Linked DNA regions of Homo sapiens: all the other regions are linked to region 2. A link is a loop called in an ENCODE intact Hi-C map of the cell type or tissue named here. Cell type or tissue: mammary epithelial cell. All regions are shown on one strand. Each heading gives the region's core, and the rest is flanking DNA. Links, peaks and the distances in the headings are about the cores only.

Region 1 (9,908 bases), core at 1,307-9,306, 66 kb after region 2:
CCTCCTGGAGGGAGTGACCTTTACTCTCACAACATGCAGAATGAGTAGGAGTTAGGCAGAAAGGTGCAGGAAGGGTGTCGAGGCAGAGGGAACAGCGTGTGCAATGGCCTGGGGTCGGGGAGTGGAGAGCAGGGTGGAGGAACTCAGAGACATGGAGTTTGGCTGGAGTGAGCAGGGGAGGGAAGGATGGGAAGTGTCCTTCAGCAGTTAAGTGGGTGTCAGGACATTTAGTGCCTGTCAGCCAGGTGAGTTTAGGACCTACCCCATCTCTGCCTGTCTGACCTTGCAGCTCACACAGGAGCACCCTTTGGGCTTCTGGTACCCACAGCAGCCATGCTGCCAGTATGTGCCAGCTTCCCACACACCCAGGTACTCAGACCAGAATCTTTTCACATCACCCACTCTGGTACTGGGGACATATCCTTCATCCATTTTCAATAAATTCCACTCTCCCACAACCCCCCACCTCTACAACTTCTATATAGCTGGAAGGCCTCATGTAGGGATTCTAAGATGAAGCATCTCAGTTAGGAGTATTTTCTAGGTGTTTCCAAACATTAGCAGTTTAAGAACATAAATATTTGAAGAGGTCCACTATTTGCCTCATCGATGAAAGCTTGGAAGTGTATTCTTAGATCATCCCCTGAAAATCTGCAGAGTGCTGAGTGTTGACTCATTCTTGCAGCATCCACGCACCTCAAAGGATCAATAGATGGCTGTAATAGCAAAGTCGTTGTAAATAAGAATTGTTACTTGTGGAAGATCTATTTACTGAGAATTGATAGCCACCAATCCAGCCATTTTTCCATAAGTTCATTCCTCCATCCATTCATCCAACCAACCAGCCATTCATCCATTTTTCCATCTATTCATCCACCCATCTATCCATCCATCCATCCATCTTTCCATCCATCCATCCATCCATCCATTGTTCCATCTATCTATCCATCCATTGTTGGATCTAACCATTCATTCATCTATCAATCTGTCTATTCATGCAGACATCCACATATCCATTTGTCCATCTATTCACTCATCCATTCTTTCATCCATCCATCCATCCATTGTTCCATCTATCTATCCATCCATTGTTGTATCTATCTATCCATTCATCCATCCAGCAATCTATCTATTCATTCACACATTCATCCATCCATTTGTCCATCTATTCATCCATCCATCCTTTCACCCATCCATCCATCCATTGTTCCATCTATCTATCCATCCGTTATTCCATCTATCCATCCTTTCCTTCATCCATCCATCCATCCATTATTCCATCTATCCATCCTTTCCTTCATCCATTCATCCATCCATCCACCCATTACTCCATCCATCTATCCATTCATTCATCTATCTATTTGTCCACAAATTCATCTATCCATTTGTACATCTATTCACTCATCCATTCTTTCATCCATCCATCCATCCATTGTTCCATCTATCTATCCATCCATTGTTGTATCTATCTATCCATTCATTCATCTGGCAATCTATTCATTCACACATTCATCCATCCCCTTTGTCTAGTCATCCATCCATCCATTGTTCCATCTATCTATCCATCCATTATTCCATCTATCCGTCCTTTCCTTCATCCATCCATCCATCCATCCATTATTCCATCCATCCATCCATCCATTCTTTCATCTATCTATTCGTCCACACATTCATCCATCCATTTGCCCATCTATTCATCCATCCATACATCTATTATTATTTCATCTATTCATCCACACGTCCATCCATTCATTTGCTTTTTCATCCATCCATCCTTTCATTCACAGTGAGCAGGGCGGTCCCACTGGACAACAAGACCAACCATGCCCTCAGAAAGTTCACTGTGTAGTGGGGAAGGCAGACAATAGGCAACAATATTTCATTTATTTCCAACTGAGAGGGGCGCAATGAAGGAAAAGGGCAGGTGCTTTGAGAATTTACACCAGAGGGATCTGACCCAATGTGGGATCAGGAAAACCTCCCTAACAAAAAACCACATTTAATCCGGGACCTGAAGGATGAGTAGAAACTTGCCGGGCAAAAACATGGAGAAAGTGTGTTAGGCAGAGAGGCCAGCAGTGCAAAAGTCCTGAGGCAGGAAGTGCCTGGCATGTTCAAGCAACTGAAATGAGGTCAGTGTAGCCACAGCAGTGGCCAAGGCTAGAGAGGCCAACAGGGGCCAGATCATACTGGCCTTCAAGATCACGTTGCAAATTTGGACTTGATCTTAAGAGAAGACAAGAAGCTAGGGGAAGATTGCAAACAGCAGGGCCACACCAGGCTTGCCTTTTTTTTAAAAAAGGAGGTTTTGATTGAATCTATCATACATAGAGAAAAGCACACATGTCCCAGGCATACATTATTGGTCATCGAGGGCTGCCATAACAAAGTGTCAGCTGGGCGTGGTGACTTACACTTGTAATCCCAGCACTTTGGGAGGCCAAGGCAGAGGCAGGGGGATCACCTGAGGCCAGGAGTTTGAGACCAGCCTGGCCAACATGGTGAAACCCCGTCTCCACTAAAACAAAACAAAACAAAACAAAACAAAACAAAAAATTAGCCAGGTGTGGTGACGCATGCCTCAAGTCCCAGCTACTCAGGAGGCTGAGGCAGGAGAATCGTCCAAACTCGGGAAGCGGAGGTTGCCATGAACCGAGATCGCGCCACTGCACTCCAGCCTGGGTGACAGAGTGAGCCTCCATCTAAAAAAAAGAAAAGAAAAGAAAAGAAAAAGTGTCACTGACTAGGCTTCAACAGCATGAATGTGTTGTCTTACAGCTCTAAAGGCTGGAAGTCTGAGGTCAGGGCGCTGCCAAGCCTGGTTCCTGCTGAGGCCTGTCTCCCTGGCTTCTAGATGGCCACCTCCTCCTTGGGTCTTCACTTGGCCTCTTCTCTGTGCACGGACAGAGAGAGAGAGAGAGAGATCTCTGGTGTCTCTTCCTCTTCTTATAAGAACACAGTCCTATCTGATCAGGGTCCCATGGGGCCGTAGTTTAACCTCAGTTTCCCCCTTAAAGGCCCTTTCTCCAAATACAGTTCCATTGCGGGTGAGAGTTTTAACATATCAACTGGGGGGGAAGCACAATTCACTCCTTAGGAGCTCAGCGTATTTTCACAATGTGAACTCACTCATGTGACTAGCACTAAGATAAAGGAAAAGATTGCAACCCCCCCACCCCCCCACCAAGGACAACGTGCAGGAGCTCTTCAGGGCACCCCACTCCCCGCCCCTGAGCCGCTCCTTTGCCTCCAACACCATAGAGCAGTTTTGCCTGGTTTTGATGTCAACATCAATGCCGTTGCAGAGCTTATCCTTGTGTGCCCGACTCCTTTCCCGCAAGCCCTCTGCTCCCGAGATTCCTCCGTGCTGCTCTGTGCAGTTCTAGTTCACTCACCGTCACTGCCGAGTCCTCTTGCACTTGGGAGTCCACCACACGTGGCCTGCCCAGGCTGCTGCTGCTGGTCTGTGGGTGTTTGGGGTGACTGGGAGCAGTGCTGCTCTATCTGGTGGTCTTGTGAAGGTCTCTTGGGGAACGTCTGGGAACACTCCTGTTGAGAGTATGCTGGGAGCAGGATTGCTGGGTTGTGGGTTCATACAGTTTCGGCTCTAAGAAATGATACCTCGCCGTTTTCCAAAGCAGCGGTTCCAGCTGATGCTCCCACAGCCCTGCAAGGGAGTTCCGGATGCTCTGCATCCTCAGTACTTGTTTGTCCTTTTTTATTTTTGTTTTTGTTTTTTTTTTTTCTTTTTTTTTTTTTTAGAGGCTGGGTCTTGCTGTCGCTCAGGTTGGAATGCAGTGGCACAATCTTGCCTTTATAAAAGATCGCTTTGGCTATGGCATGGAGAGTGGGCAACAGGAGTGGGAAGGCCAGACTGAGGGTGCTTCAGGGAATCCAGGGGAGAGAAGAGGTGGCCAGGTCTAGGGTGGAGGCCGGGGGGATGGAGACACGTGGACCAATAGCAATTCTCAATAATTGTGCCCAGGGCTCGGCAGGCCACTGTCCCTTTTGGCTCGTAAGTTTTTGTGCTAGTGTCCATCTCTTTGGTCTTTTTATCGTTCCATTCATGGAGCCATTTTGGGCGTTTTCATGGTTGTGATTGTCTGCTGAAAAACCTGAAAATCCCCAAGCCACAGAGAAAGGCAGGTTAAATACCAGAGAGTTAATTTCTCAGGAAATGTTTTCCCTCCTCTTTGGGCCCAGTGACTAGATATTTATGTATTGATGACCTACTCTGTGCAGGGCAATTTTTTTTTAAACAATCCAGGTGCTCCCTGCCCTCAGGGGGATATGATCCAGAAGGCACCGGGATATGGCCCAGCGCAGGTTCAGCCTCATCGCAAGAAGTGTCACCCGGCGTGCTCACTCACTGACCCGGAGGCAGCCCAGCCCTGGGCGGGTGGGGCAGAGGAGACCCTGTTCTTGATGTGTCTGAGGGTGGTGGGACTGCACTTTCCTTTGGCCCTGCCTTGGAGCTCACTCTGATACGGGCTCCTGCTGGTGTCACCACTTCCACGTGGCTCACTGGGCCATCTGGAGAGCTACTTTTGCCCAAGCTGTCTTCTCACCTCTGTCTAGGGCACTGTGCCGAGTGGTCGGAGATCACCTCCTCGGCTCCTGGCTCATCACTGGGAAAGATGGGAGCACCCAGGGACTGCAGCAGCTGTGGTCCCCAGGTCCTCGGATACGTCATCCTGCAGCCCCACAAGGGACCCAGAAGGGCCTGGGAGAGGGTGCTGGGCAGGGTCCACGCGACTCCACAAGGAGAGATGCTGAGACATGTCCACAGCCACACAGCCGTGAGCAATGCACTCCATTCCCGGACACACTATCCTGCCTCCCTGCCATCTGCGCTGGTAGACCTTACAGCAACAGGGGTGCAGACGATGAACTGCTTGGCTTCCTTGGGATTTCTTTTCCTTTCTTTCTTTTTTTTTTTCTTTTTTTTTGAAACGGAGTCTCACTCTGTTGCCCAGGCTGGAGTGCAGTGGTGCAATCTCGGTTCACCGCAACCTCTGCCTCCTTGGTTCAATGAATTCTCCTGCTTCGGCCTCCTAAGTAGCTGGGACTACAGGTGCACGCCACCACGCCCAGCTAATTTTTGTATTTTTAGTAGAGACAGGGTTTCACTATGTTGGCCAGGCTGGTCTCAAACTGCTGACCTCATGGTCCACCCACCTCAGCCTCCCAGAGTGCTGGGATTACAGGCATAAGCCACCGTGCCAGGCCTGACGTCCTTGCAATTTCTATGTGCATTTTGGCAAAAGTAATGGAATTTGAGAATGCGTGATGGGAGTGAAAACCAGCAATCGGATATGGTGGCGGCTTACCTATGCTGTTGAACCTGGATCTGGAAGTGAAGAGAAGATGAGGTGGTCCAAGCACCATTCCTCAGCCCCTCTGGGGTCATGTGATTGTGGTCACAGGACAGTGGCCAGCCTGGGATGCTGCGGATGGGGAATTCCACAGAGAGAGCTAAAACTAGGACGCTGTAGGGGCTCCGCTCTGCCACCGTCAGGCTTGGGAGCTCCTGGGAGCGCGGGGCATGCATTTCAGTGGCAGCCTCATTTGTCTTCCTGCACAATCCCGCCAGGGACCTCAGGGTCTGCAAAAGAGTTGCAGAGGGTCACGGCTCAAGCCAGGCCCCAAAGTAGGGCTGTGGGGCTCACCCTTAATCTGGCTGCACTCTAGACATTGTGGGCAAAGGAGATAGGGAATCTGCTATCGATACAGGGCTTCTACCAAGATCTGTGACTAAACCAGGCCATTTCCCAGCTGCTTGTCTCACACTGCAGCCCTCTGTCCCTCAGACATCCTGCCCCTGCTTAACTCTTCTACCAAGTGTCACTGTGCTTCGTACTAGAGATTCTACTTAGTTTACTTTCTTTCTTTTCCCGGTCTTTCTTCCCCTCTAGAATCCAGGCTGCCGGGGGCAAGGATTCCTGTCTGCAGGGCTCACTGCCCACTTCCTTAGAAAGATGCCTGGCACAGAGCAGGGCTCAGCCAAATACTTGTTTGATGAATGAACAAAATCCCACGCGGGCCAAGGTGTGTCTTCTCTCCCCATCCGGAGGAGGATGAGGCTTAGCGGTCCGAACAAAGGCCAGACGCCCTAATAATGCTTTTCTTGTGAACTTACAGTTTTTGTGGTTTCTTTTTCCCCTACCCCAACGGAACTGCAAAAAGTCTACACAATGAATCATAAAGGAAACTCTTTGGGGATCAAATGAAATTCTTTTTCAGCCCAGAGCGTGTTTCCCATTTTGATTTTCATTTTTATTTTTTTCACTTAAGGCCAGGAGTTCAAGACCAGCCTGGGCAACAGTTTTCTTCCTTCCTTCCTTCCTTCATTCCTTCCTTCCTTCCTTCCCTCCTTCCCTCCCTCCCTTCCTCCTTTACTTCCCTCCCTCCCTCCCTCCTTCCTTCCTTTCTTTCTTTCTTTTTTGTCTTACTCTGTCACCCAGGCTGGAGTACAGTGGCATGGTCATGTCTCACTGCAGCCTTGACTCCCAAGCTCAAGGGAGCCTCCCACCTCAGCCTTCCGAGTAGCTGGGATTACGGGTGTGCACCACCACACCCAGCTAATTTTTAAATTATTTTTGTGTGGAGACAGGGTCTCACTATATTGTCCAGGCTGGTCTTGAACTCCCTGGGCTCAAGCAATCCTCCCACCTCAGCCACCCAAAGCTCTGGAATTACAGGCATGAGCCACAGTACCTGGCCTATTTTCCCATTTTTAATGAAGCCTTTTACACAAACAAACCCATATGCCTATCCTCAGTGGCTCATGGGCAGGTTCTAGCTACCCCCTGCCTGCAACTCCAGCCCCCTTTCCCTGATGGTCTCTGAGAGTTTTCCTCAATCCCCTCCAAGAAAGATCAGCTTCCCCAACCATCCATCCCATCAGAACCAGTTACATAGTTTGTGGGGCCCAGTCCAAAACAAAAATGCAGGCTTTGCTCAAAACTTATGAAGAGGCCAGGCATGGTGGCTCATGCCTATAATTCCAGCACTTTGGGAGGCTGAGGTAGGAGGGTCTCTTGAGCCCAGGAGTAAGAGATCAGTCTGGGCAACAGAGCAAGACCCCATATCTACAAAAAAAATTTTAAATTTAGCTGTGCATGGGGGCACACACCTGCAGTCCCAGCTACTCAGGAGGCTGAGGTGGAAGGATCTCTTGAGTCCAGGAGGTCGAGGCTGCAGTGAGCTGTGATCACACCACTGCACTCCAGCTTGGGCAACAGAATGAGACCTTGTCTCTATGAAAAAAAAATAAAGAATTTCAAGACCCTTCCAGCATCATGGATGGATGGTGCTTCCTGGCCCTTTGTGGGCAGGTGGGCTGTGAGCTGGTCCTAGCTCTCAAGCCGTGAGTGGAGGTGACATGGCTCGCTTCTGAGCTGGAGCAGTTCTCCGCTGCTTCTAGACTCCACTGCACTCTCTGTGCCTGACAGTGTTTGGGACCGTAGCTGCACCACCTGCCCAGACCCTTCCAGACTACACTGAGCAGAACCCCCTCCCAACCTGGCTTGGACATTGGAAGCACAAGCAGAAAATAAAGTGTTTTTGGAAGTTCTGAGGACCAGGGCATGACTGTTGCTGCAGCAGGATGTAGCCCATCGGACAGATACTCCAAGGCAACGGAAAGACTGAAGAACAAACCTGGGCCTCAGGCTGAAGCCCATCCCCTGAGTCTGTGCCAGCAAGAGACCACACATTCATTATGCATCTGTTCATCTGGTGGGAATATTTACTGAGGACCTGCTAAGTGCTGGGCATGGAGCTCAGTACCGGGGACATGGCCAAAAATAGGCAGCCTCAGTCTCAGCTGCAGAGGAGCTTCCTCCCAGCCGTTCACACACAGTTAGAGTCCATGGAAGGGAGAAAATCCTGCGGCAATAAGTACGCAAAGTCCATGGCATTGTGCAGCCATGTGGCGGAGGGGGGCCTGTCCTCACCTGGGTGCCAGGGAGGGCTTCTTGGAGGAGGTGCCCCATTCATTCATTTATTCATTCGTTCAACAAATGTTGAGAGCCTGTTCTGAGCCAGACCTAAGCAGGCCTCTGTGGAAGGGGTTTAGCAGTGATCAAAATAGTGTGCTGTTCTCCTGCACCTTGGGATGCAGGGGAGGGAAAGAAGAACCCCCCCACACACACACACACACACATTCACTCCCCCGTCTATGGACTCACAACCCACGCTACACACATGCCATGCACATGCACACACACGCACGCACACACACATGCACACACGCATGCAAACATAAAATGTGAGGAGGAAAGGGATGTTCTAAAGGGAAAGAAAGCAAGGAAACCGTTACATTAAGGAACAGGACTCGAGAGGGTGCCGCAGGAAATGGTCCAGGTTTTCCCCCAGTGCCCCTTCAGACCTGCCCTCTGGGTGTGCAGGAGCCGGCTCACCCAATTCACACGGGCTCACCAGGACTCAGCTCACCCGAGCCAATTGTATCTTCCCAAGTATGCATTCAGTGACATCACCCTGGGAGCTTAAAATGGGCCATGATGGGAAGGTTTACACCTCCGCAATTGGCAAACACTCTAAGTCAGCTTTCATGTGTTTTCTTTCCAAGGGCCAGTTTACCCACCCACCACTGTCTGGGGCTGGCTCTTCTCAGCCCCTTGGGTAATTCTAGGGCAGGCCTCATGACTTCCTGGTCGTCTCATAATGAAAGCTTTCCCAGCCACTTTTAATCACAAAAACATGGTCTCATGTGGATCACTGAAATGTCCAGTCCCACGCACGTCTTCACTGAAAACCGTCATCTTCCTGGCTTCACCGGCCCAGCCAGCCCCAGGCTGAGGCCTCGGAGTGGGAAGGGGGCCGAGGGCCCCTGGCTCTGGGTCTCTCTGCTTCTGCTTCTCTTCCCTCTCCCCTCCCCAATCTCTAGGCTTCCCCCGGACCCTCCAAGGTTGGGGAGAGGCCAGCAGGGCAGGGAGGTCAGGCTTGGTGGGCGGGCGCTAGGTGATCTGGTGGGCTTCTATCCCCCCAGCTGGGGCAGATGTTTAAAGCTGACTCATTTGAGGGTACTCTTGTGGATTGTTTAGTCCATGGGGTAATGAAAACATCCAAATTGGACCCCATGAGCACATGTGTCTGATAGCGAAAGCTTGGGACCCCTCACTCCTGCCAGTTCCTGCCCAACAGCCCACTTCCTATCCACAGGAAATCCCCCACACCCTTCTTCCATCCTCACCACCCACCCTCATCATCTCTGCTGGTGGTGGGGTCAGTTCTCACTCAGGACAGCCGCACTCCACTGCACAGGACACTTATGCCACCCTCTTGCCAGATGCCTTTGAAGAAAGAGTCAGACTGGTCCACCCTCCCCCAGCCCCTGGGGCTCCTTGAGCCTCTCTCCAGCCTTGGCAGGAGGAGGAAAAGCAGCACCTCCCTCAGACAGCTGGAAAGGCCCTCTTCCTTCCCAGCTCAGTGGGTCCGGCCAAGGGTCACCAGACGGGTATTTGTCCCCACCTCCCTACCAACCCCAAGAACACACTCCACACCCCTCTTCGCTGCTGCGGTGTGAAGCTTCAGCCTAACCCAATCCCACAGAGTCCATCTCGACAGCCTGGGATGACATGGGTTCCCCAGAGGGGGACAGAGTGCTGGGTGTGGGTGCCAGTTTAGACCCAGGGGGCAGACTTAGAGGAAGCCTCCCAGAGGTGTCTCAGCAGAGAACTAAACCCAGAAACAAGCCCGAAACGCATTCCCATTCTCCAAGCATCAAAAGGCTGGACTATTCAAAACAAACAAAGAGCTAACCTTTTTAGAAAAACAGGCCCAGTGACCATTCAGCCTCTCATTCGTAGTCATCGTTCGCGGTCGTAACTGCTACTTACCGAGAGGTGCTTCGCTGCGGGCGTCGGGCTGGGTGCGTCCTTTAC
Region 2 (9,908 bases), core at 793-8,792:
GGCATACTATGGTAAGCCACGGGGGCAGAGGTGGGAGGGACATGACCCCTCCAAGCTGAGGCTTAAGCTTTAACATGGTGGTACCCCTGCTCTGTTAATAGGGAGGCCTCTCAAGGAAGCAGGCTTATCTTTGCTGAAGGAGATTTGATATCATGTGGGGGAGCTGAGGACTTAGAGAAGAGGCACTTGGCAGGAGGTGGGCAGAGAAGGTGGAGCTCTGATGGCCACAAGAGGGAAACAAGAGTAAGGACTCTACCTGTGGTAGAGAAAAGATGTGTTTATGGGAATGTTTGAGGCCATTTGCCATGGAGTGCTATGTGCTCGTCTGTCTTTTTAGCTTGATGTCTTGTTGCTGAGGGGCTTAGCAACAGCAGGCATTTATTACTTACATTTCTGGAAGCTGGAAGTCCAGCACCAAGGTTCTGGCAGACACAGTGTCTGGTGAGGGCTCACTTACTCCATTCCTAGTTTGCAGATAGCCGTTGATATGGATTGGCTGTGTCCCCACCCAAATCTCATCTTGGAATTTTACTCCCATAATTCCCACGTGTTGTGGGAGGGAGTCGCTGGGGGATAATTGAATCATGGGGCAGTTTCCCCCATACTGTTCTCGTGGTAGTGAACATAAGTCTCATGAGATCTGAGGGTTTTATCAGGGGTTTTGGCTTTGGCTGAAGGGGATCTGACATCGTGTGGGGGAGCTTAGGACTTAGAGAAGAGGCACTTGGCAGGAGGCGGGCAGAGAAGGTGGAGCTCTGATGGCCACAAAGAGGGAAGCAAACAAAAACAGACACCTGTGGTAGAGAAAAGACGCGTTTATGGGGGTGTTTGAGGCCATTTGCCTTGGAGTGGCAAATTCTCTGTTTGTCTGCTGCCATCCGTGTAAGACAGGACTTGGTCCTCCTTGCCTTCCGCCAAGATTGTGAGGCTTCCCCAGCCATATGGAACTTAAGTCCAATTAAACCTCTTTCTTTTGTAAATTGCCCAGTCTTGGGTATGTCTTTATAGGCAGCATGACTAATACAGCTGTTTTCTCACTGTGTGCCCACACGGTGGGGAGAGAAACAGAGACAGAGACACAGAGACACAGGGACATACAGAGACACAGAGACACACACAGAGAGAGACACAGAGACACACAGACACACAGAGAGACACAGAGACAGAGACACACAGGGACACACAGAGAGACACAGAGACAGAGACAGAGAGACAGAGACACACAGAGACGGAGACACACAGAGAAAGCATTTCTTTGCCTCTCTTCTGGTAAGGACTCTAATCCCATCATGAGGACCACAAGCTCATGACCTCATCACCTCCCAAAGGCCCCACCTCCCAAACCCATCTCATTGAAGATTAGGGTTTCCACATATGAATGTTGGGGGTACACGAACATTCAGTCCATAGCAACTCTTCCCCTCTGTTCCTTTATTAATTATTAATTATTAATTATGAGTTATTATTAATTATCATAGTTAATTATTAGTTATTAATAATCATAATATTAATTATCTATTAATTATAATATAATTAGTTATTATTAATTATATTTTTAAATATATAATTAATTATATTATATTTTATATACAATATATTTTAATATATTTTTAATATATTTTAATATATAATTAATTATAATAATTAGTTATTATTAACTATAATAATTAATAATACAAGTATTAATTATAATAATTAATAATACAAGTATTTATTATGAATTATGAATTGAAAATTACTAATACAACCTAAATATAAAACCTCCAAGTTCAGAGTTTGCCTGGATTTCAGTGGAAGCCGCGCCCCCACATCGGTATGCATTTTGCCTTGCAGGAGAGTGCGGCACCTTAGGAGCACTGTTCTCAGCACAGGCACTGCACCTCTGCATCTTTGCATGATTTTCTGCTGGGTGGAAATGGTGTGTCTTGTAGAAGGAGCACTTTGATCTGACTTGCATAAAGTTGCCACAACTCTAGAAGCAATCTAGAGGCAAAGCCACCTTTCGTGTGAGCTCAAGACAGAATTCAGAAGCCTAGAGGCAGGGAAACCCACGCGTCCAGATTCCATCCTTCCCAAATGTTCTACATTGTGAAACAAAGAGATGAAAACCCGGAGAGGTCAGTGGTCCCGTTCAGGCCCATTGAATACTCTGAAACATTGGGGCAACCCCAAGGCTCTGAGCATTACAGCTCATGGAAATCTCCCAAGGGCCTCAGCTCTGAGTGACACCCATCCCAGTTCACCTGGGTGTTCCTTGGCACAGGGAAAATGGCCGGCCTCGCCCCATCCCATGGCACCCACCTGAGCTGACCGGCTCGGCCCTGCAGCCAGCGATGGCCATATCCAGGCCACACGCCCCAACCTCCTGTACTTCAGGATCCTTCGAGAACTTTCTTGAAATCCCTGGAGAGTCTGGTTCTGTGGGTCTATGAAAGGCCCTGGGTACTGGTGCTTTTTTAAAACTCCCTGGTATTTTTGACTCACAGCCAGGTGGAGCTGCGGTTCCTCCTGGTTGCCAGGGCAGCCTTTGCCCCTCACAGTGAGCGTGCACGTGGCGTCCCAGAGCCTGTGCTGGGTGGGCAATGCTGAGTCCACAGACAGCCTCAGCGAGCCCCCACCCTACTGCTCTCCTAGACGTGCCCACGAGTGAGTGCGGAGTAGCTTCCCCAGCCCTGCTCCCCACCGGCCTCCAGGTCCTGGGTCTTCCCTGCTGATCTGAGCCCCTCCATTGCCTGACACCAGCGAAGGGGGCACAACTTCACACTGGGCTCACTTCGTCAAGGGGACCCTGAGTCACCAGGGTGTGTCCAGAGAACAAAGACCGGGCAGGGGAGGGGCAGGACAGGACAGGGTGGCTCAAACTTCCAGGAGCGCTGGGCTGGAGGCCTCCTGATATCTGCGAGGCTGACTCACGGTGGAGGGAGCAGCCGGCTGTGCTGTCCTCATGAGCAGGAGTGGCCGTGATAAGGGACAGATTTTAAACGATTAGAGAAAGAGCCCTCTGGCAGCCTGTGCTGCCCGGCCTCCTGGAGGAATGAGGCCCCATCCCTAGAAGCGTGCCAATAAGGAGGGGTGACGGTGACCCACCCGAAAGGGGGATCTGAGAGAGTGTAATGAAGGGACTATTATAAAAGGTGTGAGCAGAGAAAGGGGAAACCCAAGGAAGGGGGCGTGCCCAGAGCCCCCCCACTGGCAGCAGCAGGTGGGAGCTGTGGAGTCTTTCATCCCAAAGGGGGCCGAACAGGCTGGAGCCAGGCTGGAGGAAGGACCACCCAGGAGAAGCCACCTCCTTTAGCAAAGGAACCAGGCCATGGCAGACAGGGAGCCAGGGACACATTCCTCAACTTCTCTCTCCCCTGAAAATTATTCTCCCATCAGCCAAACTGAACAGAGGACACAGGGCAAGGAGGATGTGGGGGCATGCACAGCCCTGTAGGTCAGCGCCCAGGGCACAGGGCTGGGGAGGAGGGTGGAGGGTGGCTCTTAGGGACCTGGGGTGGCCCATTAAGTCCACTGCTGGGAAGAATTTGGGGTAAACCAGGCCCTGGCTCCTAGCAGGATCAGGATGCGGAGCAGAAGCTCACGGATGTGGCCATCTTCCCGGGCACATGCACTGCTTTGGAATTGGCCATCGGGGCTTATGGGTCAAGTTGGACTTGCTGGGTGATGTCACCCCCAGTGCAAAGAATCAGGCTCCCCACCGGGGACTTCTTGGTGACTCACACAGGCCAGCCCTCTCCCGGAGTGGTGAGGCAGCTCTTTGGATGACAAACTGGGCAGGAACAATGAGACAGTGTGGGCCTGCATTCCTGAGAATGAAGGGATTTCCCTTCCAAGTGCAAGGCTGTCCTGTGCTGGCCTCACCCATGACCCTACTCTGCCTCTGGGTGCTGCAGTGTGGCAGGTGCCCACACTGGCCCCCAGAAGGGCTGGAAGGAGGCAGGGAGGCTGGCTTATTGGCTCACCATTCAGCCCATGGAGCCAGGAGACCCTGAGAGTGACCGAGGGACCTTGTCGAACACTTTGGAAAGTCACAAGAACTGGATGCGGCTGACCAAGTTCCACAGGTCATGGGGGAAGAGAGAGAGAGCTGTTTGCTTCAGCAGGAAAATGCATCCCAGGAAAACAAAGTGCCGGGTCCAGCACCCACACACGTGCAGCCCATGGGGATACGACTAGCAGAATGACTAGGACCCACCTAGATATGGGTGCAGTCGCTTCCTAAACAATCGATTCATTTTCCAATTCATTGTACCATCATTGCCCATCTTAGCTGGAAGCCTAGACTCTTCCTCCTGAAGACTCACCCACTGATGTAGACCGTCCAAGAACATTAGGACTTACACAGCCCATAGGATTCACTCTGATTTCCAAGCCAAAGACAGAGGGCACTAGACCATCAATCCACAGAGCCCCTGGTTTGACCGAGGTTGTTTCTGTTGCCACCACAGGGTGTCGCTGTTGAACACTGGGTTGTGCATCCAGGCTCCCTGCCATGGGGGGACCTGCTCAGGCCCTCCTGGTGCCCCATGCTTGGCTCCAAAGGGCTGTGGATTCAAGGCTCGCCACTGTTCCCCATCAGGAGCCCCCATCGCTACATAGGCAGGACCAACTCCCTGCAACCTTGTGCTCAGCTGGGAAGCCGGTGGGTGGGGTCCCGTTGAGCACTGTGGGTTCTCAGGGCCCTCTACTGTCCGTGAACCTCAGTTGGAACCATTCTAGTCCATCCAAGAGTCTCTTAAGGGGGCCAGGGCTCCTACTCCCATCCCACCAAGAGGCTCCTTGCTCCCTGGACAGATCTGGCCACGTCCTTCCCAGCAACCAGCTCAACAGGGGTCCTGGAGAGAAGGAGATTGTCAGGCACAGAAGGTTCTGCTCTCATCCTCTCCAGACCCCACAGACCTAGCCTTTCTCCACGCCACCACTCTCTTTATCCCTCCAGTCAGAAAAGCAGATAGCACCTTCCCACCCTTCACCACAATAAAAAAAAGTGACATTTCACTCCACCTGACACCCTGCCAGTTGGAACTGAAGTCTGACGCTGATGATAACGGCCTGGATCCTGAGTTCTGGGAGTAGGACCCTGGGTTGGAGGTGGAGGAGGAGTAGGGGAAGCTGGGCAGGGAGAGGCACCGGGGGAAGGGAAGAGAAAGAGGAGGAAGAACAAGTTCTCCTTTCCTCAACTCAGGACCGCACTATTAGGAACATTTTGAAACAGAAGAAATGGGACTTTGTCCTCCTTCCTCCTTTATTTGGCAGTTTTGTTTGTCCCAGTGCTGCTTGCTCAAGCTCCCACGGGTAGCACTCACCTTCCTCCGTGTCCTGGGATCCCAGACACACCCCAAGAGAGCCTGTCCCAGCAGTGCAGGGCATCTTCATTTGGGTGTTAGCAGGAAAGCACACTGCACAAACAAATTCACACTAAAGTGAGAGTGGCTGATAGATAGTGACCCCTCTAAGAGCTAGGAGCATTCTCTACAGAAGTGGTTTCAGAGCCTAATTATTCACTAATTGGTGGGCTTCACACCCAAGTCAAAGGAAACATGGGCAGTGTTGGGGGGATACCTGGAGGGGGTGGGTGGAGCAGGTCACCCCTGGAGCCACAGCCTCAACATCACTCCTGCTCTTTGTGAGTTCCTTCCTCCTCTCGCCTCTGCACCGAATGTTTCTGTCCTGGCCCCCCATGAGGATAGGGGGCCCAGGTAGGATGGTGGACAGGTGGCCCTGGACTGAGGCCTCGAGGGACTGAGCTCTGGGCAGGTCAAGGGGATGCTGGCCTCCACACCAGAGACCCTAAAAGGACTGCCTTCTGTGGACCCTGAACTCCGCAGCACCATCCTGAGATCCTCGCTGCCCCCAGAAGACCCTCCGTTTTCACCGAAGTGAACTTGGCCAGAGTTAAGCTGCCCAGGAGTAGCATCCGGAGACTAATTTGAATTCCCAATGCCCCACCCATCCTCAGTGGTGGATCCAAAGTGGACAGAGCCTGCCTTTACCCATAGGGAAAACCACAGGGCTCATACCTCCCTGGGCCCCAGGAGCTCAAGCCCTTCTCAGCCTCCCTTGGACAGTTTCAGAGACATGGGGGTCACTCGAGTGACGCAGGGCCAGCCTTGCTTACAGAAGCCCATGACTCACCATGGTGGCGTCCGTGAAGGGCTCCCTGACCAACGTGGGCTCCTTCTCACAGGACCCTGCCTTCGGGGGTCAGGGACACGACCACCAGCTCCCCACCACTCGGCACCCCTGTCTCCTGTCAGCTGGGAGGTGGGCAGAGGGCCCCTCTGTCAGCTGAGCCCAGTGTCCTGGCATCTCCTGACTCAGGGTCAGGTCAGGCAGGTGAAGGCCCCACAGATGTCTAGGAAGCACCTGGTCTGCCTGGGCCAGGGCAGGGGTGGGCAGAGCCAGGCTCACTGAATCAGTCACTCAGATTCTCAGAGCTCCAGGTGCCTCATCTGGAGAACAGGGAGAATGAGAGCACCTCTCTGAGGATCCACGCCAGAACCCAATAGCCAAAGGGATTCACAGGAGCAAGGGAGGGTGAGTGAGGTCTGCAGCCCAGCAGGCAGACGGGGCGAGAGCCCGCGCGCCGTGAGCACAGCCAAGCACCGAGCTCATGTACCATATACGGTTTACGGGGTGAGAAGAGCTGGTGGGCTGTGAGCACAGCCAAGCACTGGGCCCATGTACCATACACAGTTTATGGGGTGAGAAGAGCTGGTGGGCCGTGAGCACAGCCAAGCACTGGGCCCGTGTGCCATACACAGTTTATGGGGTGAGAAGAGCTGGTGGGCCATGAGCACAGCCAAGCACTGGGCCCATGTACCATACACAGTTTATGGGGTGAGAAGAGCTGGTGGGCCGTGAGCACAGCCAAGCACTGGGCCCGTGTGCCATACACAGTTTATGGGGTGAGAAGAGCTGGTGCGCCGTGAGCACAGCCAAGCACTGGGCCCGTGTACCATACACACAGTTTATGATAAGAAGACGATGAGTGTGGTCATTATGGTTTCCCTGTTGTGGAGCAGGCAGATGAACAGGCAGCTCTAAAAAACAAGGAAAGATTTGAGAAGAGAGAGAGAGACAGAAGCAGACAGAGAGAGACACACACAGAGGGAGACAGAGAGACAGAAAAAGAAACAGAGACAGAGATAGCGAGAGAGAGAGAGAAACAGAAATACAGGCATAGAGAGACAGGGACAGAGAAAAGGAGAGACAGGTGAGAGACAGAGACTGAGATCGAGAAAGAGACAGGGACAGAGCAAGCTAGCCAGGGAAGCCCAGAACCCTTACAAGGAGGGTCTCCCAGATGGGGAAGGGGGAGAGGGACGGCATCATCTTCACAGACAATTCGGCGCTGGAAAAGACCAGCTTGAAGAGGAAGCGGGGACTTCTGAACTGTGGGAGAGGCATGTTGAAGCCCACATGGTTTGTCTTGGTGGCCAGGGGTTCCCCAGCAAAAGAGAGCCATGGTTAGGGTGAGGGAAATGTGGATGGGCAGGAGCCCATGCAGGAGCAGAATGTATTTTATCCTGTGGGGATGAGGAGTCCCTGAAATCATGAGCCAGCAGCACCTTTGGATGGAACAATCCAGTTTAGAGCTGGAGCTTTGCTGGCAAGACTGGAGGAGGGATGGAGGCTGAGTGAAGTCCGCAATCACAGCGCAGCTGGGCAAAGCAGGTGGTGCAGGAATGAACGCTGTGCTGAGGGACCTGAATCCTGGTGGAGGGAAGGCCCAGGCTGCTCCACTCTCCGGGGCAGAGGAGAGGCGGGAGGGAGCAGACACCTCGGTGCCCCACCTGTCACAGGGCACCCAGGTAGCAAAGTGGTCTCCTGTGTTGTGGCGCGAATGAATGGATGCATTTACTGGAGAGACATTCATAAGCAAAGAGCCCTGTAAGAAGGCAGATGAAAATCGGGCCAGCCTGGCTACATGGTTTGCAGGGCCCAGTGCAAAATGAAAATGTGGGGCCCCTTGTTCACAAAACAGAGAAAAGAAACATGACTCAAGGCACAAAAGTAGACAGCTTTTTCCTCTCATCTGCAGCCCCTTTCTTGGCTTCTTATGATGTTTTTTTGTTTGCCTTTCCTGTTGTCATAGAGCAAAGTTAAAATGTTAAATGATTGGCATGCATCTCAGCATGCTCATGTTTACCTTGCAAGATGCAACTAGAAGAGCATTTAACACACGTGTAGAATCATGGAAATTACACCATTCGGATCTCATAGCTCATACATACCTATATATTTTATTTATTTATTTTGAGACCGAGTTTCACTCTTATTGCCCAGGCTGGAGTGCAGTGGCACGATCTCGGCTCACCGCAACATTTGCCTCCTGGGTTCAAGCGATTCTCTTGCCTCAGCCTCCCGAGTAGCTGGGATTACAGGCATGCGCCACCACGCCCAGCTAATTTTGTATTTTTAGTAGAGATGGGGTTTCTCCATGTTGATCAGGCTGGTCTCGAACCCCGACCTTAGGTGATCCACCCGCCTCGGCCTCCCAAAGTGCTGGGATTACTGACGTGAGCCACCACGCCCAACCTGTTTTTTTGGTTTTTTTTTTTTTAGACAGGGTCTCACTCTGTCTCCCAGGCTGGAGTGCAGTGGCGTGATCTTGGCTCACTGTAACCTCCACCTCCAGGATTCAAACAATTCCCCTGCTTCAGCCTCCCAAGTAGCTGGGACTACAGCACCCGCCACCAAGCCCACCTAACTTATTTCGTGTTTTTAGTAGAGACAGGGTCCCATCATATTGGCCAGGCTGGTCTCGAACTCCTGACCTCAAGTGATCCGCGCACCTCAGCCTCCCAAAGTACTGGGATTTCAGGTGCAAGCCACTATGCCCGGCCTACCTGTGTATTTTAGATTCTGCAAGAGTAGTGGAAGCACAGCAGAAAATCATCTCAGCTGTTTTTATTTCACTTCTTTTCCGTCCCCTCTAGGTCACCATTTCCAGTGTCAGGGGCCGGCTAGCAGTAAGAAATGACAGGATGGCCTGCTTGGTCGTCTGTGTTTCTTAGAACTCTCTTGCCTTCTTCTGTGAATTCTGGCTTGAGTGGAATACGTGGCCCGAGGGGCTGTTAGGGTCCCGGGCACTCAGCCTTCGCACACTGACCTTGTCCTCACTTTGGGCTCCACTGAACGCCCAGGCATCGCGGGTGCCTCGGACTCTGTGCTTTATGAGTATTTGTACCAGGGACGCTGTCTGCAAATGGGTGGCAGTGAAGGGTGAACATCTTTGCACACCTGTATCCTTTGCTCTCGTGCACCCTCCATCAGCTCTCACTCAAAACCACAAGGTCAATGACAAAGTAATTAAGAGCTTGCTGAGCATGAAACCAAGCGTAGGGCCTGCCTGAGGCAGGGCTCTCTGGGACTGCAGGGGTCCCACGCCTGTGAGGCCGGCTCTGAAATGAGGCATTCTTCTCCTTACCTCTTGGGACCCCCTGGTCTGTGTGCAAGGCCAATGGGCTTACCTGAGATCCGTGTGCCTTTGGAGCCTATCTAGGTCAAAAATCCTATAAACGATACGCTCCTCCGTTAATGAGTACAGTTACTTCCCATTGGGTAAAATTAGGAGCACAGATTTAATTTAATATCTTTCTTTCTTTTTTTTTTAACATCAAGGTTTCTAGACCTAGTAGGTTCTTATTTTAATTTCAATCTGCTTTTATCCAAATCCCTGAAGACCAGGAGGAGAGCCGGCCCACATCTCCAACAAGCTTTGGTATGGGGTGGAAGGCGGAGATATGCGAGAGAGAGAGAGGAGGAAAAGAGAAAGCGTGGACCGGGAGCGGTGGCTCACGCCTGTAATTCCAGCACTTTGGGAGGCCGAGGCGGGTGGATCACCTGAGGTCAGGAGTTCAAGACCAGCCTGGCCAACATGGTGAAGCTCCATCTCTACT
Region 3 (9,908 bases), core at 1,148-9,147, 180 kb after region 2:
TGGCTCACACTCACTTCCTGCCCTCCAGGCACTGGAGGAGTTATGGAGGCTCCAAGGGGTTCCCTCGTCCCCCAGCCATGACCTTGACTCTGAGTTTGGGAGGCAGCTTGGCCCCAGAATGGGCTCTGAGCTGAGGAGGAGGGCAGCTGCCCCACCTCTGGCTCCTGGTGGGCAGCTGCTCTGTCCCAGGACAGCCTCTGGGCCCCTCAAGGTACCTGAATCCTGCCTTCCCTGAGTGTGGCCCTGTAGCCCTGGGCGGGCATGATGTATGAGCCTGGGCTTTGAGTTGAGGTCTGTAAAGCATTAACCACCCACATGCGCGGGTTTATTTTTTTATTTTTTTACTAGCAGTCCTAACCCAGCATCTTCATCAGGACACCCTTTACATGTTCACACAAGGCTTCCAATCCACCAAACTCATTACTGTCCCTGCCCAAAGCCTGGGGGGGTAACAGGGTGTGTGTCAATTTCACTTATTTCATGAAGAGCTGTTTTAATCAGACAGCCCATCTCAGGAGATAAACCTCGAGTATCTTTGCATCCCGTGAGAGTTTTTAAAATTTCACCACTGGTATTTCTCTGCTCAAAACCCTGGTGACTTTGTGACCTTTATAAAGAATGGTTTGGTGTCTGATGGGGATGACCAAAAACCCTAAAGGTAAGAAGCCGTACAGCGTCTGGCCCATTTAGATCAATTCCAGGTCAAATCACAAAGAGCTCACATTCCATAACCTGCCAGAAGCTTCTTTCCCATCCCCACGTTCACAGCCCACACAGCCCACTCTCAAGAAGTGTTTATGGGATGAATGAATGATGTCACGGAGGCTCAGTCCCCGCAGCTCTGCGTTCCGGGGAGCAACCTCGGAGTGCCACATTGTCACCAACCCCACTGCTTCCTCCCCCTCAGCTCCTGTACGAAGAGTGGGCACGCTATGGAGTTTTCTATAAGTACCAGCCCATCGACCTGGTCAGGTAAGAACGCGCCACAGCCTGCGGGAATCAAGTCCCTACTCCGATGGCAGTCGGATAACATCCCTGTGGGTTTCAACCGCTCTGAATGTTCAGTACCCGGGAACGTGTTTGAACTCAAAGAGCTTGTGTAGGAAGACCCAAAATGTCCCTGCAGGGCTGAGAGCCTGGGCCAGCATTAGATGAAGCAGTTTATTCAAATTCCCTGGAGGTCGGGCCCTTTTCAGTCACATTTACCATCTCCTAAATTCACTGCCTGGCCTGGCCTCACTGGGCGGCGGGAGGGTTTTCCGGATTTGAGACGTGGAGGGGAAGGAAAGAGCTGCCTCAAATGTGGAAGGATTTCTTCTCTCCCAAGAGGATCTCTGTCCTCACAGGGCAGGAAGGAGGGGCCGACCAGGTTAGGCAACTTGCCCGCCAGAGCTCGACTGGTAGAAATCCATTCAAGCCATCAAACTGCCAACCACGCTTAATATGAGGAGCAATTGGTTTTCTTGGCACCTCCCGGCCAAGGTTCTTTCCAGTCCTTATGCTGAACAGGGCTTGGAATGGAGCCCACAGCCTCAGGGGAAGTAGGCCCACAGCCATCAGCATGGGCCATCGCACACGGAAAAGCGCCCACCTTCCCAAGGCACCACAGAGAAGTGGGGACCGGGCGCGGTGGCTCACGCCTGTAATCGCAGCACTTTGGGAGGCTGAGGCAGGTGGATTACTTGAGGTCAGGAGTTCGAGACCAGCCTGGCCAACATGGTGAAACCCCGTCTCTACCCAAAATACAAAAGTTAGCTGGCAGTGATGGTGCATGCCTATAGTCCCAGCTACTAGGGAGGCTGAGGCAGGAGAATCGCTTGAACCCGAGAGGCGGAGGTTGCAGTGAGCCGAGATCGCGCCACTGCACTGCAGCCTGGGCGACAGAGCAAGACTCCATCTCAAAATAAATAAATAAATAAATAAATGCAATGGGCGTGGTGGCAAGCATCTGTAGTCCCAGCTACTCAGGAGGCTGAGGCAGGAGAATCGCTTGAACCTGAGAGGCGGAGGTTGCAGTGAGCCGAGATTGTGCCACTGCGCTCCAGCCTGGGCAACAGGAGCAAAACTCTATCTCAAAAAAAAAAAAAAAGAAAGAAAGGAAAAGAAAAAGAAAGAGAAGAGGCTGGGCACGGTGGCTCACGCCTGTAATCCCAGCACTTTGGGAGGCCGAAGGGGGCGGATCACGAGGTCAGGACATTGAGACCATCCTGGCTAACACGGCGAAACTCCATCTCTACTAAAAATACAAAAAATTAGCCGGGCGTGGTGGCGGGCTCCTGTAGTCCCAGCTACTCGGGAGGCTGAGGCAGGAGAATGGCGTGAACGCGGGAGGTGGAGCTTGCAGTGAGCCGAGATAGCGCCACTGCACTCCAGCCTGGGCAACAGAGCGAGACTCCATCTCAAAAAAAAACAAAAAAAGAGAGAAGAGGGGAGGGCTTCAGAAAAGCAGAGAGCACCCCCAACCTGATGGGGCGGCCCAGGACCCCACTCTCTGCTTCTGGGATGAGGGAACCAGTGCCCCTGGTTTGAGTTGCTCTTGCTGGGGAGGGCCTGTGACATGTTTCCCTGCTAGTATTGAATGACAGTGGGCTTGACTCTGCTCTGCTCCCCTGGTGTAGGAAGTATTTTGGGGAGAAGATCGGCCTGTACTTCGCCTGGCTGGGCGTGTACACCCAGATGCTCATCCCTGCCTCCATCGTGGGAATCATTGTCTTCCTGTACGGATGCGCCACCATGGATGAAAACATCCCCAGGTAGGCGGCAGCCCACCCCCACCACCCCGCAGTACACAGAGGAGCCCTCTCCTGCCATCCCAGCTGCACAATTCATTGGGACACTGGCCTCTCACACCAATTCCTGTACACATGAAACCTCACGCCAAGCCACGAGCCGTCAGGAGGAAAGGACATGGTTCGAAGCCATCTAGGAGTCTGGGAGTCCTTCTCAGGCCCATCTGTGCTAGGCTATGTTTTATTGTTAAGAGAAAGGCATAAAAGAAACATCTGACCATTTTCATTCTTTAAAAGTTGTTATGGTTGGCTTGTTCTTTTTCACTGTTGGTCATTAGTGACAAGAAAGTTTTCTGTTTCCTTGTGTGGCCGGGAGGTGAGGCATGAATGCTAGGGGCTTCAGTGTAGGCTGGTACTTGCGGGAGGTGAGACATGGATGCCAGAGGCCTCAGTGCTGGCTGGTGTTCGCGGGAGGTGAGCATGAATGCTAGGCTTCGGTGCAGGCTGGTACTTGCGGGAGGTGAGACATGGATGCCAGAGGCCTCGGTGCAGGCTGGTGCTTGCGGGAGGTGAGCGTGAATGCCAGACTTCGGTGCAGGCTGGCACTTGCGGGAGGTGAGACGTGAATGCTAGAGGCCTCGGTACAGGCTGGTGCTCCCAGGAGGTGAGACGTGAACGCTAGAGGCCTCGGTGCAGGCTGGCACTTGCGGGAGGTGAGACATGAATGCTAGAGGCCTCGGTACAGGCTGGTGCTCCCAGGAGGTGAGACGTGAACGCTAGAGGCCTCGGTGCAGGCTGGCACTTGCGGGAGGTGAGACATGAATGCTAGAGGCCTCGGTACAGGCTGGTGCTCCCAGGAGGTGAGACGTGAACACTAGAGGCCTCGGTGCAGGCTGGTGCTTGCGGGAAGTGAGACATGAACGCTAGAGGCCTCGGTGCAGTCTGGTGCTCCCAGGAGGTGAGACGTGAACGCTAGAGGCTTCGGTGCAGGCTGGTGCTTGCAGGAAGTGAGACATGAATGCTAGAGGCCTCGGTGCAGGCTGGTGCTCCCGGGAGGTGAGATGCGAATGCTAGTGGCCTCAGTGCAGGCTGGCGCTCGTGGGCTGTACAGTAGGTTCCACCTGCCCAGCTTCCTAAGGCTGCCTGCTTCCCTTATCTGCACGGCCCCGAGAAATTCTGCAGGAACTGTTCCATAAGGGAGGATTGCATCCCACAGCATAGGCAGGCATCTGAATGTAGATCCGATGTGCCTTCTGCTGTTCACCAAGGGTATGTCAGACGTCAGGGAGCTCGGAAAAGAAGGCCCAGACCTGAGACAGCCTCGCCTCGCTCAGGGGCCCAGTTCCCCCACATGACTTCAGAACAAGAGTCCAGTTTTGCCTGGTGCGATGGCGCATGCCTGTAATGCCAACACATTGGGAGGCTAAGGTTGGAGGATCCCTTGAGCCCGGGAGGTCGAGGCCACAGTGAGCCATGGTCTCACCACTGCACTCCAGCCTGGGGGAACAGAGTGGGGCCCTGTAGCCAAAAAAAAAAAGAGTCAAGTTTTGAGAAGCTCAGCCTCAGTGTGCAGAGTCCCTCTGGTGCTTGCTTTTGTAGCTGTTTCTTAGATTTCCTGACATGAACCTAAGGATAATTCCAGGCTCCCAACCTCTGGCAGGGTTTCTATGCCGACAGGCAGTGCCTTCAGCGTGCAAATCGCTCTGCCAGGGAATTGACTATAAAGGGGAATTTGGGCTGACCCTGCCCTGCAAGGGCTCCAAGTCTCAGAAAAGCCCTAAAATGTTAGTTTGGTTATTTTTCGAACCACTCCTGCCAAGTATCTCTAAAGCAGAGGTATAGTTTAGAAAATGTATCCACTGAGCCTGTCTGTAAAGACCCAATCAGTCTTAGGAAAGAAACTGACTCTTTGCAGCACAAAAAGACCATATCTGGTCAATTTTTGTTTAAGTGATGTTTTGATACATGAATAACACCTAAAATATTCCACCCCACCCCCACCCCCGAATCAAAGCTCTGAGGAATCTGGCTTATCTCCCTTTTGGTGTTAATTTGGTCCTAGGCAGGAGAAAGGTTTCCCTTTGTTTGCTAATATGGTATGAGGTCCTGGGCACTTGGGTTTGGTTGTGGTAAAGATCAAGGTAGTCCAGACTTGGTGGGGATTGTAAGGCTGGCTTTAGGCTAGGAGCTCAAAGCCGGAGGAAAATGGTGAGTGTAAGGTGAGGATTCTCCCCATGAGCCCTGGAGGAAGCCTGGGGGACCTCCATCTTCCTTCCTTCCTTCCCTTGGAGGGTGGCCCCAGCAGGGAGGCTCTGCCAGCCCAGGGGTTGGCCATGCCAGCTCGGCCCTTCCACCACATGGTCAGAAATGCAAACAGCAGTTACTCAGGATTCAGCCGCTGTGGGCGGAGATGAGGCCAAAGCCAAGGCCTCTGCCCAGCAGGCGACCTGGAGCGAAGCGGGAGGTGCGTGCTCCCTGCAGCTTCCGCCCCATCCCCACCAAGCTTGCAGGGAAGCCCCAGCATGGAGCCGCCTGCTGCCCTTGTACCTCCGGTCCTCTCTGAAGAAGAGAGCTTCCTGCTCTTTGTATTTTGGCTAAAGGCGGTGAAGTGAGAGGCGGAGGGGGATTTAAAACCAGCAGAAAAAGGCTTCTTGTTGGGCTGATGGTGTTTGTGCGAGAAGCTGAGGTGGGCAGGGAGGAGAGCCTAGGAGAGCGGTAGGGCTCATGGGCAGGCCGTTGGTGTACGCCTTGGCCCTGCCTGTCCCCAGTCCCACCACTGTGGACTCCAGGCCATCCTCAGTCCAGGTGGTCACTGTGGCCTGGGCCACATGCTGGCGATGATGGGGATGGCCTTCCACATGCCTGTTCTCTGGAAGAGGGGCTCGCGTTGTGCCCAACTGGGGACGTCCTGCCCCCAACCCCCCAAAACGCTGCTTTCTTCTGCCCTCAAGAGGCCCTCAGAAGAGAGGAGGCTGAGTGAGGGGCATGAGATAAACCCCGAAAGGCCGGCTCCTGGCTCGTGTTTAAAACTCACTGCTGCTGCAAAGTGCTTGGCTATTGCATAATAATGACAACAGCGTTGGTGACCACGTGATGGCCGAGGGGTGCCAGGCACTGTTCCAAGGGCCACACTCGTGTTGGTTGTTGGTTGTTTAATCCTCCTGACAACCTATTAACACGGCTTCTCTTCACTATCAGCAACCCCATTCTGCAGCCGGGAAAACTAAGGCCACACGGATCACAAAATGCAAGAGCTGAGATACAAACCCAGAGCTAGCTGACCGTAGAGTGCAGGTTCTCCCAACGGCTGTGTGTGCCTACTCACCCTGCCCGACCCCTGCTCCCATGCACACACACACACTTCCTCCATGCTCCAGGCTGTGGCTGCAATGAATTCTTCTTAACCTATCCATCTTTTGTGCCAGATACATGCAGTACCTACACCCCACCCCCCGCCTTTTTTTTTTTTTGACACAGAGTCTCACTCTGTCGCCCAGGCTGGAGTACAGTGGTGTGATCTCGACTCAATGCAACCTCCACCTCCCAGGTTCAAGCAATTCTCCTGCCTCAGCCTCCCGAGTAGCTGGGATTACAGGCTGGGATTACATGCCAGGCTAATGTTTGTATTTTTAGTAGAGACGGGGTTTCACCATGTTGGCCAGGCTGGTCTCAAACTCCTGACCTCGAGTGATCTGCCTGCCTCGGCCTCCCAGTGCTGGGATTACAGGCATGAGCCACCGTGCCTGGCCCTACACCACTTTTTAATAAATGTTTAGGGACTGTACCTGAAGGAAGAGAATTGAACCAGAATGCCCATGATGCTGGGCACAGAGGAGGCCCTTCAGAGCCTTGCAAGGGACGTTTATTAAGCACCAGCTGCTGTGGACCAGGCATGGTTCTGCGCATAAGTTCAGCATATCCAGAAAGTCAAAAAACAAACACCCACTTCAGCATCCCCCCACATCACCCTCCGACCCAACCAGCCAGGGTGTGTACTTAGAGCCCAGAGCCTTGTCCAAGGCAGCAGAAAGGAGAAAGTTCAAAGCAGGCCAGAGCAGGAAGGGACCTTATTCTGACCCCTCCTCATTTTCCAGAACGAAAAACTGAATCTGAGGCTAAAGGACTTGGCCAGGGCCACGGAGGGTATGAGTAGTCAGTTGAGGGCCCAGTTCAGGCCACCCAACTTCCACAAGGAGCCCCCCATGGCCCTTGAGCAGTAGATGAGAGCCGGCAGTGCTTGGGCTTTGAAGATACACACAGACCAGGATTCCATTCCCACTCTGCTGCGTGGCCCTGAACAAGTTACTTCCCCTCTCTGGGCTCTGGGATTGCAACAGTCCCCAGTGCTGGTCCAAGTGAGGTGGAACATCTGTGCCTGCCAGTAATGAGGCTCCTGCTCTCGCCGCCGATAGCCTGGAAGTATTAGTATTTTCTAATATTAGTGGGAGTAAGTCAGTGCTGGGGAGGAGGCACAGAGATGAGTCTCAGGCATCATGAAGATCCTCTCTCCTGGCCACAGTAGTTGGGATCTGGCCCCAGGCTCACCTGTGCTCAGCAAAGCAGAAGCCTGCACTGAGCGGGACCCATCATCCCTGGCAGGCCCCCCCGGCTTCCCGAGTGAGCCTACAGGGTGGGCCTCCGCTGCACCGGGCAGCTGGGGACCTATTCCTTCCGGCCCAGCCCCCGTTCTCCCAGAGAAGAGTCCTGGGATCCCCGTTTCTCCACCTCCTGTGTCCAGAGCACCCAGGCCACGTCCAAGGCAGCCGCCCCACCAGGCGGATGGAGATGCTGTGTGAACCGCTCATAGACGGCGCCTGGCACAGAGCAAGGGCCCTCATCATCTCACTGTTTTCCAAGGCCTTATAACATAAAGACCTGGCTAGCATTTGCTATTGGCACAAGCCTTGACCGTGCCTGCCGATTATATGGGGGCAGGCTGGGAACTCTGCCTCTCCTAGAAGTGGCTCAAGGATAGGCTGCAGAGGCTGCTGCCTCAGGGTCACCCCAGAGGTGAATGTTCCAGGGCCCATCTACCACAAAGCAGGTCTGGGTGAGTCCACCTCCAAGGCCGGCAACAGAGGTTGCAGGGCCCCATGCAAGAAGAAAATGCAGGTCTTTAGTTCAAAAATCAATGTGTGTGTGTGTGTGTGTGTGTGTGTGTGCGCGTCTGTGTTGAGATGGAGTCTCGCTCTGTCACCCAGGCTGGAGTGCAGTGACGTGATCTGGGCTCCCTGCAACCTCTGCCTCCAGGGTTCAAGCGATTCTTCTGCCTCAGCCTCCCGAGTAGCTGGGATCACAGGCGCGTGCCACCATGCCCGGCTAATTTTTGTGTTTTTAGTAGAGACAGGGTTTCACCATTTTGGCCAGGCTGGTCTTGAACCCCTGACCTCAGGTGATCCGCCCGCCTTGGCCTCCCAAAGTACTGGGATTACAGGCGTGAGTCACCACGCCCGTCCCATTGTGTGTTTTAAGGCAGCAACAGGGGAGCATTAAACCAAGCATGAGGCCCTGCTGAGCTCAGGGCTGGTGCAACAGCATGGGTCACACGCCTGTGAAGCTGCCCTGGATGGCAAGGAGGGACAGGGCATGGCTAAGCACCCGGCTTATGTCCACTATGGCATGGACCTGAGGGACCCTCGCCAACCCCCAGCTTGGGCCCAGCGCTTTCTCCCAGGCCAGCTCGGCACCCAGGAGGTGCTCCATCATGGCCCAACAAGGTGACTCCAGGGCTGCCCCCTCTCTTGCAGCATGGAGATGTGTGACCAGAGACACAATATCACCATGTGCCCGCTTTGCGACAAGACCTGCAGCTACTGGAAGATGAGCTCAGCCTGCGCCACGGCCCGCGCCAGCCACCTCTTCGACAACCCCGCCACGGTCTTCTTCTCTGTCTTCATGGCCCTCTGGGGTAAGCAGGGCTCCAGAGCACTGGGTTTTTGGGCAGTGGTGAGTCTGAGTGGTACCTAGGCTGCTTCTGTCTGTCTTTGCGAAATCATCCTCAGGCAGGGGTTGTCGGGAAAAAACATAGGGGAAGGGGGCTGGTGGAAACGACCCCTGTTTTGTGTTCAGGTTACTGGGGTGCGCAGTGCATCAGGAGAGACACGGGTTCTCCTGACCCAGCAAAGAGTCCCTTAGGAAAAGCCTAGGAGGGACGTTTTGCTCTGAGAAATCCTGACACCAGGGTATGCTGGCCTGTGAAGGGCAGCTGATTTAGAGCAGGGAGGCCCGAGGGTCCTGCCTCCATCCCTGCTGCAGCTGGCGACCACCACAGCCTGAAGGAAAGCTGACCTGGGCCAGGTCCCGGAGGCACCGTGTCTCACTAGAGCCCTCAGCATCCCTGCAGGCTTCATGTGCCCATTTTCGGATAAGGAGGCGAAGGCCTAAGAGAGTTGGGAATCGCCTGGGGTCACTCAGCTCCTGATTGCCACTGGGCTCCACTGCCATGCAAACCTAAGGCACTGGCCTCCTCCTCCAGGAAGATTCCCTAACCCCAGTCCTACCCGACTCCCAACTCCAGCTTTCGGGGCTTGGGAGGTTGGTAAGTGGTGGCTGAATGCATTTCTACAGAGGTTCTGGGTGAGCAAGCAGGCCCATTCTGTCCTCTGCAGCCCCGTGTCTCAGCCTGTGCCAGCTTTGAGATGCCCACAGTGGGCAGCCTGTGCTGAGCCATCTCCCAGGCCTGGCCCCACGCCGGGCACTTAAGCCCCCATCCTTACCTGTGAGCTCCCACCTTGTAGGAGATGGGGCCAGGCACAGAGACAGCGCTGGAGGGAGTTCAGGAGGGCTTTCTGGAAGAGGTGTGAGGCCCTTCAGATGAGTTGACATGGGTGTGGGGGAGGCAGCATTTGTGGCAGAGAGACCAGGTGTAGAGACAGAGGGGCCTCTCCGTCCCACCTCGTACCCCTGCTTGGGGCAGGCTCCCGGGGCCAGAATAGCGCCACCTCACCTGCAGCTGTACCCGCTTGGCACTGCCCTGTGTGCTCTGTGGGTAGGCAAGGGGCAAATGTGGACTGAAAAGGCAATTGTTTGACCAGTGAGGACAGAGGCCAGCCAGGTTGCGGGGCTCTGTGTGGCCCTTACCCGCCAGCGTGCTGATCCTGAAGATCAGACCTAGGATTCAGTACCGTGCCCCATCAGTAAGCAGAGCATTGGCTGGCATTGCCAAAGCCTTGCCAGCAT

Evidence for each region. Hi-C counts contacts between places; a loop is a spot of excess contacts. Peaks named below come from ENCODE experiments on the same cell type or tissue, not always from the same donor. Only the 100,000 strongest peaks of a DNase experiment are listed, where the experiment ranks them.
Region 1: a loop joins it to region 2, with 2.2 times the contacts of the local background. A loop is called at or near these places in 3 of 110 quality-filtered maps.
Region 3: it touches region 2 in a loop (2.4-fold over the local background); 2 of 110 quality-filtered maps call a loop at or near these places.

What each region holds. Positions count from the first base shown.
Region 1 is chr11:70,011,097-70,021,004 of GRCh38, forward strand. It overlaps a transcript of ANO1 not described here. Among named protein-coding and RNA genes, the nearest start is that of LINC02753, 49 kb to the right of the region's middle. In mammary epithelial cell, for the core only: no CTCF peak of the experiment used is centred there; a DNase peak (open chromatin) is centred at 6,075; H3K27ac peaks cover 3,324 bases.
Region 2 is chr11:69,945,822-69,955,729 of GRCh38, forward strand. No RefSeq gene overlaps it. Among named protein-coding and RNA genes, the nearest start is that of LINC02753, 110 kb to the right of the region's middle. RefSeq lists an enhancer at 2,501-3,700. In mammary epithelial cell, for the core only: CTCF peaks have their summits at 2,490, 2,690 and 4,421 (motif pointing right); DNase peaks (open chromatin) are centred at 2,520, 2,850 and 3,750; H3K27ac peaks cover 2,882 bases.
Region 3 is chr11:70,123,443-70,133,350 of GRCh38, forward strand. It overlaps ANO1 (anoctamin 1), which reads left to right. Exons shown (of 26, transcript NM_018043.7): 9 at 908-972; 10 at 2,619-2,753; 11 at 8,477-8,637. Among named protein-coding and RNA genes, the nearest start is that of ANO1, 50 kb to the left of the region's middle. RefSeq lists enhancers at 1-559, 5,349-6,181. In mammary epithelial cell, for the core only: a CTCF peak has its summit at 5,086; a DNase peak (open chromatin) is centred at 5,079; H3K27ac peaks cover 481 bases.